Linked DNA regions of Mus musculus: regions 1 and 2 are each linked to region 3. Evidence: chromatin loops called from intact Hi-C (ENCODE). Cell type or tissue: left cerebral cortex. All regions are shown on one strand. Region 1 holds the start of Gm52620 (a long non-coding RNA gene). Region 2 overlaps St6galnac3 (ST6 (alpha-N-acetyl-neuraminyl-2,3-beta-galactosyl-1,3)-N-acetylgalactosaminide alpha-2,6-sialyltransferase 3). Region 3 overlaps St6galnac3 (ST6 (alpha-N-acetyl-neuraminyl-2,3-beta-galactosyl-1,3)-N-acetylgalactosaminide alpha-2,6-sialyltransferase 3).

Region 1 (2,500 bases), 160 kb before region 3:
GATAAATAGAAATTGAAGCTCATCGCCTGACTAAAAGTTTGTATTTTCTGAGATCCCCCCGTGCCTCTTTATACATCAGAAGCTTCCTTGCAAGCTAGGACTCAAGTACATCAGAGCAGGAGAGACTTAACAAGCCTTTTAACTTCGCTGTTTATGGCTGACTTTGAATTCCCTTTAGGTTTAATCCTTAGAAATAATATTGCTCTGAAAGATTTTGCAAAATGCTGGTCTCCTGACTCCTGTTATGATGGTGTGGGAAGAAAATACCACGCAAGGGGAACTTTCCCCTTCACCCTTTTCTCGAAATGAATGAAATGTCCTTTAGACCACTGGCAGCATCCTTACTACATCAGAGTCAGAATTGTTGCAGTAGAGCTGGAAAGAGAAAGAAAGGTCAGCTGAGGACCTCCACTATCCAAACCAAGCTAAAGTGCACAGCAGAAAGAAAATTTGGAAGGCAAAATTGTTGAAACCAAAGAGAAGAGGTGTGGGGCATATCTCACTGGTAGAGTACTTTCAGAGCCTGTACTTTCAATGGCTCTCAGCTCAATTTACTGCAGAGAGATGGGGTGGAATTAGTAATCACAAGGACAGGCCTCAGGTACGTATGAGGACATAAAGATCATGACAGGATTATGCTGGAGAAGGAAAGCAGCAAGACCAAGAAGTCTGTGCTCCCAGGAGATTGAACTGGGGCTCACTGAGCCCTGAAGGGGAGTTGAAAGTGACATAGGAGCCAGGCTTAGAGAGAGAGTTGCGCAGAGTCCTCGCAGAAAAACTCAGGGCAGAGGAAAGAGATAATGATAAAAGACCTCTCAGAGCCCTGCCATGGAAGGCCTCCTGAAAGCGGATCAATCATGCAGAGTACCATTTTGAAATTACTGCCTGTCGTCTTAGCTACGAACCCCGTTAGCCCTTTGTGCTTATTGGGGTCCCTTTTCCTGATAGAATACAGCCAGTCGTCCATCAGAAATGTAGCTCTGTGTTCGTCAGAAGCGAGCTGTTGCACATAGCCATTCCTCTGTCTTCGAGCCCCTTACCAGTTCTTAGTGCCTTTTGTGTGGTGCTAGGGGCTGTGGAATCTCAAGGCTCAGGCGTACTGGGCAAGAGCTCTGCTGCCCAGCTCGCCCAGTGCTCACAGGTCTTCTGAAGGAAGCAATGCTGGTGTGTTCAAGAGCAGTGTGGAAAGAGGAGCCTCTGGGTTGCATGGGGGGGGGGGGGAGGGACTCAATGGTCATGAGGGTGTTCCCAAGCTGCAGTTCCAGTTTTGACCAGTCCCACAGTATGTCTGACTTAACATAATCCATGCATGGAGCACACGTTTACAGCCAACCCTAAACCAGCCATCAGTCTATTTACTGTGGAGGAAAGTTAGAGAAGGCATGGCTAGATGAAGCACCCAGGTACTAGAGAAGGCATGGTCGGGCCCTAGCTGGATTTAATGAAATTCTTTCCAAATGGTGCAGTCTGTTTAAGGGAGAACTGTTGTCAGCATGGGCACCTGGTAGACATGGAAACATGCCAGTAAGTGAGTTTGTATTTCCTCTTCCTTAGCTGTAAATTGTATCAACTCATTTAATAGTAATTCAGTTCTTCCTGAGATTAAAGGAGGTTTTTGTGGGCTCCGCCCCACACTGGCCGCTCGTTGGTCTGCTTAACCTTTGCATTCAAACTTCCTGGTATAAAACCGCTTTCTGTGTCCTTGACTGTTCTACCTCTCTGTTTCTGGGACCAGCGTGTGCTTGCTCCCAAAGCAGAATTCTCCCCGGCTTAGCAGTTCCTCCTGCGCTCTTGGGGACAGCTGCTTGACGGTGACTATGTGGGAAGCTGGAGGCTGTCCAGCTCCATTGGCAGAGACTAATCATTTAGAATGTTTTGTTTCTTTCATTTGTTTCTCACTCTGCATTGAAGAAAAAGTAGAAGAAAAAGAAAAAGAAAGCTGGAAATGTGTCTCCCGAGTGGGCCGTAGAGGTAAGTGTGTGGGCAAAGTTGGAGGGATGGGACCAGGCACACGCACCCTCCCTGCCACCTGTTAGCTGAGAAATTCATCTCCTTTCTCTTCTGTGCTTTGTTCCTGCCATCTGCTGAGCTATATTAGTCAGGTCCCTGCGGTTACACATACAGGAACTAACTTGACCTCACACAAAGACAAGGCATGATTGAGAATACAGGGACCTTTTCCAAAACCCACCATGGATATGAACACAGGTAGTCTCCATCTATCTCTCTACCATCTACCATCTGTCTACCATCTAACTATCCATTTATCTATCTATCATCTATCTATCTATCTATCTATCTATCTATCTATCTATCTATCTATCTATCTATCCATCTATCTATGATATCTTTCTCTATTTTTACCTTTTTTAATGTCTATCTGCCTCTCCTGTGTCTAGATTTCCTATCCAAGAAGAGCAAGGTGCTTATACACAGCACCTAACTCCAGATCTTAGAAATCACTTAGCTGATGAGCTGGGCTCTTCACAGTCCTGGTCCC
Region 2 (2,500 bases), 260 kb after region 3:
TCCATTTTCAGTCTTCTTCCCAGAATTCATGAACAAGTAATCCTTCAAGAGAGGAAGCTGTATGGCTGTTCATCCCCTGCCTCCCCCCCCCCCCACACACACACAGCACACCTCAGTCGGAACATTCAACGGTCAGGTTCACAAGGGTCTCATTCAAAATGCCAGCTTCTCTCTCAGGATTACCAGCCATTTGAGAATCACTGGTTGGCAGGAAGTTTCCCCTGTCAGCTTCTGCCCCATCATGAATTGGAGGGCAGGGACTCTAACAGCTACATTTTCCCATCATATATGGAGGATTGGGAATCTAACAGCTACATTTTCTTTGCACTAGGATCTTGGATGTCTATTAGACACTGCCAACAGGATGCAAGCCATCATGGTCTGCAGTGCTGGAGATGGAGTTAATCTTCCCCTATCACTGGTAGCTGAAAGATGGCCTCTGTCAGCCAGACAATTTCTCAAGATTTCATTTTCAACTAGATACTAGATTTGAAATATGGAAAAAAAAAAGTCACACTTCCCAGAACCCTCATGCTGTTACCCAACCTTGAGTAAGTTACTTAATTTTTTGACCCTGTGCTTACTCATTTGTAAATAAGATTGATCCACTGGCAAGAAAGTGCTGGCTATGACTTTCATTCCACTTGAGGCACTTAGCAGAGCACTTGGCACAGAGAGGCACTCAGGAAGCTGCCGCTAAGATTATGATCATCTGAGAACAACAAAGCCAGCCTGGTGAAGAGGAGGTCTATCTGGAATGAGCAACAGAAGGCAGCTCTGTGACATCAGTGAGCTACTTAGTTTCTTTGTGCTTCATTTATTGGCTGTTCTCTACTGAAAATGGTGGATGCCATAGACAGCAGAATTATTCAGTAAACGTTATACTGTTTATACAAACCTACCAAAAATAAACAAATATCTGTGGATAATCATTAATTATTATAAAAAGTGTGCAAATATTTCCCACCACTGCTAAGGAGGCAAATCAAACAAATCCCTGGTGCCATCTTTACATATAGAAAACTGGTATTTGCAACTAACACATGAAGGTAGAAAGTAGAAGGGCCGATACAGACCATTTTGCTATATTTTGAACATCTTTGTCTGGCAGTAATGCCAAATGCACTGTAAGAGACAGTTAGGGAAAGAATCCTAAGCGAATTCTCCTAATTGGCTTTCTGCATAGTTAACTTCACTTACAGAGAAAAACGGTTATGGGGGCAGGACACATTGCAAGAGAAGGCTCGTGGGCACAATTATGTAGCCTACAGAATTTAAGATGCTTTCTTCCATGCTACAAGCAAAAAAATAAAGAAAGAATGAAAGAAATAAATGCTTCCCAGTGGCAGGAATATGCTAAGGCAGATCCGATGGTGGATATTACTGATGCTGTGAAGTCTGCCTGCCTGTAAAGGCCACAGCACTTTATACAAGCACAGCAGCCACTGTCAGGCGACTCCATCCCTGGACTCTAACCGGGGAGAGCAACAACAGGCTCAGAGCACCTTATTTAATGAAAAGGAGAATTGGAAGGTTCACCCTGGTTTGGACAGCAGATTGGCCACAGTCCAATCGCTGGAAAACAAGAAAGTTGTGGGGTACTGAAGGCAGTCAAGCCAGCTGGTGTTCGTTTGGCTCCCAGGAATATCAAAGATGCACAGACTTGCCCCTCTGAGGTACCAGGCCTTCAATAGTAAGCATTAGGGCCCTTTGGCTCAGAGCTTATCACCTAAGAATCTGCTTCACTTTGATCCTCAGTAGATTCCTGCCAAAGGATATCAATCTCAACCTAGTTTAAAATCAAGAAGCCGGACTGCCATTTCCTACCAACTCTCTAATTTAGGAAAACTGATATTTTCACTCTAAAATGCTGTCCCATCTGACAAATAATTCAGGGAATTCGGGGCCAATGCGTTGGTACAACCTGGAAAAGAACACAGTTAACAATCACCCTGCTTTTTAAACAGAACTTAAATAACGAAAAATAGCACCATTGGTTTTGAAAACTATAGGGAGAGACACAGGAGGTCAGTTCATCAGCAGCAGGGCAGGAATGGCGTGGTAGCTGTGATTTCTGCCGGACTATGAAAGGACAGAGGGAGAGTTGCATAGTTGACCCAGCTATGGTCTTCACCATAGCTCCTAATGGCACCACAAAATGCACTCCTGCATATAAGATCCACGGGGCTCAGAAGTTCAACACAAGCAAGTAAGACAGACCCACAGGGAAGAGTGACAGGCAGCTGAACCCTTAGTTAAAAAACATCCAGACTTCAGACTAAGGTGCTAGCCTTTGTAAGCTCTCTCCTACCTCCTCCCCACCTCTCTATCTTCCACCCAGCCTTAACTGATGCTCTGGAGGCAGGTTCAAAACTCACCCCTGACACTTTGAACATGTGACTTGAGAATTGTCTAGTGTAGCCTATTTTCTCATTTACAAATGAAATTGTGACTTTATATAAACCAAGGAGAATGTGCAATGGACATTCAAATCCCATGA
Region 3 (2,500 bases):
TTCAGTCTCCATCTCTATCCAAGTGGCCCTGATGGTTGTTCCCTCTCGGCTTGTTCCCTGTACTCTGAGTAATCCTTAGCTTGCAGTCTGTAGGCAGCTAGGGTCCTCTTCTTATTTTTCTCTTTTCTGAAGCCCCTCATCCCCCAACTTCTCACTCTTTGCAGTACGCTGTCACCAGCTCACTAGTATCTGTGTATGTCTTCCTCACAGCCTTGAGAGACAGGCTTCAACTGTTCTTCGTCATGGCCAGGCCTGAGTGCCAGCTGGGCCATCGATTCACTGCTGGGGTCTTGACAGGAAAGACTAGGAACCCATCTTAGGCAGTGTCTTTGCAGATGGGAACACCTCTCCCATGTTAAAGTATCTTAAGGATTAACACGACCTTGTCTGGACTTTACATTAGCCCATAGTAGAACTGTCACACATGTAAATAGGCTTTCTTTACCTTCTGATTTAATCTCTCTCTCTCTCTCTGTCTCTCTCTCTGTCTCTCTCTCTCTCTCTCTCACACACACACACACACACACACACACACACACACACACACACACACACACTCTCGAAGGATTTCTCTGTGTAGACCTGGCTGTCCTGGAACTCACTCTGTAGATCAGGCTGGCCTCGAACTCAGAAATCCACCTGCCTCTGCCTCCCGAGTGCTGGGATTAAAGGCGTGCACCACCACGCTCAGCACTTCATCTCTTTTTAATATTCTCTTTAAACTCTGGCAAAAAATTTCTATTGCTTCCTGAGCCAATGGTTTAAATGCTTTTACTCTTTAATTACATCTTTGGAACCAAGACCCAATGTCCCAATTTCTCTATTGATCATAAAATAACCCACACTTCCTTTAAATTACCTGCTCATCTCATTTAAGTCTTCCTAGAGCTCTAGTAATGTCCTAAGGAACACTAGGAAATAAAATGGGAAAAGAATCCAAGGCGGAACGTGAACCTTCTGTTTACCTGGCAGAGACGTCTCTGTAGGGTGTGTACCAGCCATGGTGCACTGTGTGCATTTTGTAGACATCCCTTTTCAGGAAAGTGTTTAGCAAAATGGCATTTGGAAAAATACATTAGATAAATGGCTTCTGAAGTAGTGTTCTAATCTAATTATTAAAGCCAATCCATATTCATAAGTTAAAGGCTGGCAAAAATACTGCTTTGGTGCATTTATTTTATAATAACCTTGATGTGTTCTACAATGTCCCAGCCAGACACTTCAAGGCAGGCCCAGCCTGATTCAGTCAGCACAGTGAAGCACTCGTGGGGTCAGGAGCGCCTCACACACTTGCTGAGGCAAGCATAGGCATGTCCTGGGAGCCAACACTGTTTGAGGGGAAGGAGCAAGGGAAGGTGAGCAACAATCCTGTGTTATCAGTTCCAATCAAGTTGTGTGTACCCAGAGGTGGCTGGAATACAGACAGGAGTAAGGCTGGTATGACGTCACTGGAGACAGGAGAAAGCGATCTTGTTTCTAGACTGTTTTCTCTCAGTCTGATACCCAGGTTGCTGTAGCAACATGTCTTAGGAACAACAGCCATTTATTTTTCAAAAATCTATGGTTGGAGGTCTATGTGCCTGATCTCTGTGCTTTAGTAAGGGCTTTCTTCTTCAGTGTGCACACTGCTGACATCTTGTAGTGTCCTTCCATGCTGAGATGGAAAAGAATAAAGAAAGCTCTCTCTTCATTCCAAAGACATTACTCTCACTCATGGCAGGGGTGGGGTGGGGCGGAGCTGTCTTCCTTTATTGTACATCTAATCCTAATCCTATTCTAATTCTTTCCCAAAGACCTGACAGCCTCATATGATAACTTAATGATAAGAATTTTGAAGGTAGAAATTGAGTCTATAAGATATACCTTAAGAATTAACCTTTGCTCCAGAATTCATTTTCATGGCAAGTTATTTCTGTTACCACTAGGTAAGTTTTCCAGTATGAGAGAATAGACAGAATATATACGATGTAAAATTGTAAATTCTGAAAACTATTTTAATGATCATGATCTCATTGATATGCAATAGCTGAAACGATGAGAAACGATGGAGCAATAAAATAATCAAGCAACCTATTTTATTATAATTGCTAAGATATTTCAGGTAAGTCTTCCTTTTAGAATGAGGGTATTTTTTTTTTTTTTTTTTTTTACAGAACACTTAGCTCCTTTGCAACATGAAATGTCGGGAATACTACCTTTACAACTGGCAGAAACACAAAAGCTTCTTAAAAATTTCAAGAAATCTTACAGAAACCTTTCGGTTCTTTGCATGCGGAAGAGAATTACCAAGGAATTTATTTTAATGGGAACAGCTAATGAAAAAAGAAATGAGAAGTATTAATAGTGTTTCTTCTATCAAATGTCTGGAAATAAACAATCATAAAATATTCACAAGGGGGAGAGGTGCAATGAACCCACAGCCATGGGAGGAGGGCAGAGGCAGAGGAAGCAGAAGCAGCTGCATTACTGTGGGAAGTAAATATTTCAGATCTATCAAGTT

Evidence for each region. Hi-C counts contacts between places; a loop is a spot of excess contacts. Peaks named below come from ENCODE experiments on the same cell type or tissue, not always from the same donor. Only the 100,000 strongest peaks of a DNase experiment are listed, where the experiment ranks them.
Region 1: a loop joins it to region 3, with 5 times the contacts of the local background. A loop is called at or near these places in 2 of 42 quality-filtered maps.
Region 2: it touches region 3 in a loop (2.0-fold over the local background); 2 of 42 quality-filtered maps call a loop at or near these places.

Annotation. Positions count from the first base shown.
Region 1 is chr3:153,076,569-153,079,068 of GRCm38, forward strand. It overlaps Gm52620 (a long non-coding RNA gene), which reads left to right and starts at 1,703. Exons shown (of 2, transcript XR_003954593.1): 1 at 1,703-1,971. In left cerebral cortex, no CTCF peak of the experiment used is centred here; DNase peaks (open chromatin) are centred at 1,535 and 1,881; H3K27ac peaks cover 852 bases.
Region 2 is chr3:153,492,524-153,495,023 of GRCm38, forward strand. All of the region lies in intron 2 of St6galnac3 (ST6 (alpha-N-acetyl-neuraminyl-2,3-beta-galactosyl-1,3)-N-acetylgalactosaminide alpha-2,6-sialyltransferase 3), which reads right to left. Among named protein-coding and RNA genes, the nearest start is that of Gm46831, 16 kb to the right of the region's middle. In left cerebral cortex, a CTCF peak has its summit at 1,307; DNase peaks (open chromatin) are centred at 718 and 1,288; H3K27ac peaks cover 457 bases.
Region 3 is chr3:153,233,623-153,236,122 of GRCm38, forward strand. All of the region lies in intron 3 of St6galnac3 (ST6 (alpha-N-acetyl-neuraminyl-2,3-beta-galactosyl-1,3)-N-acetylgalactosaminide alpha-2,6-sialyltransferase 3), which reads right to left. Among named protein-coding and RNA genes, the nearest start is that of Gm33066, 10 kb to the left of the region's middle. In left cerebral cortex, no CTCF peak of the experiment used is centred here; a DNase peak (open chromatin) is centred at 1,466; H3K27ac peaks cover 337 bases.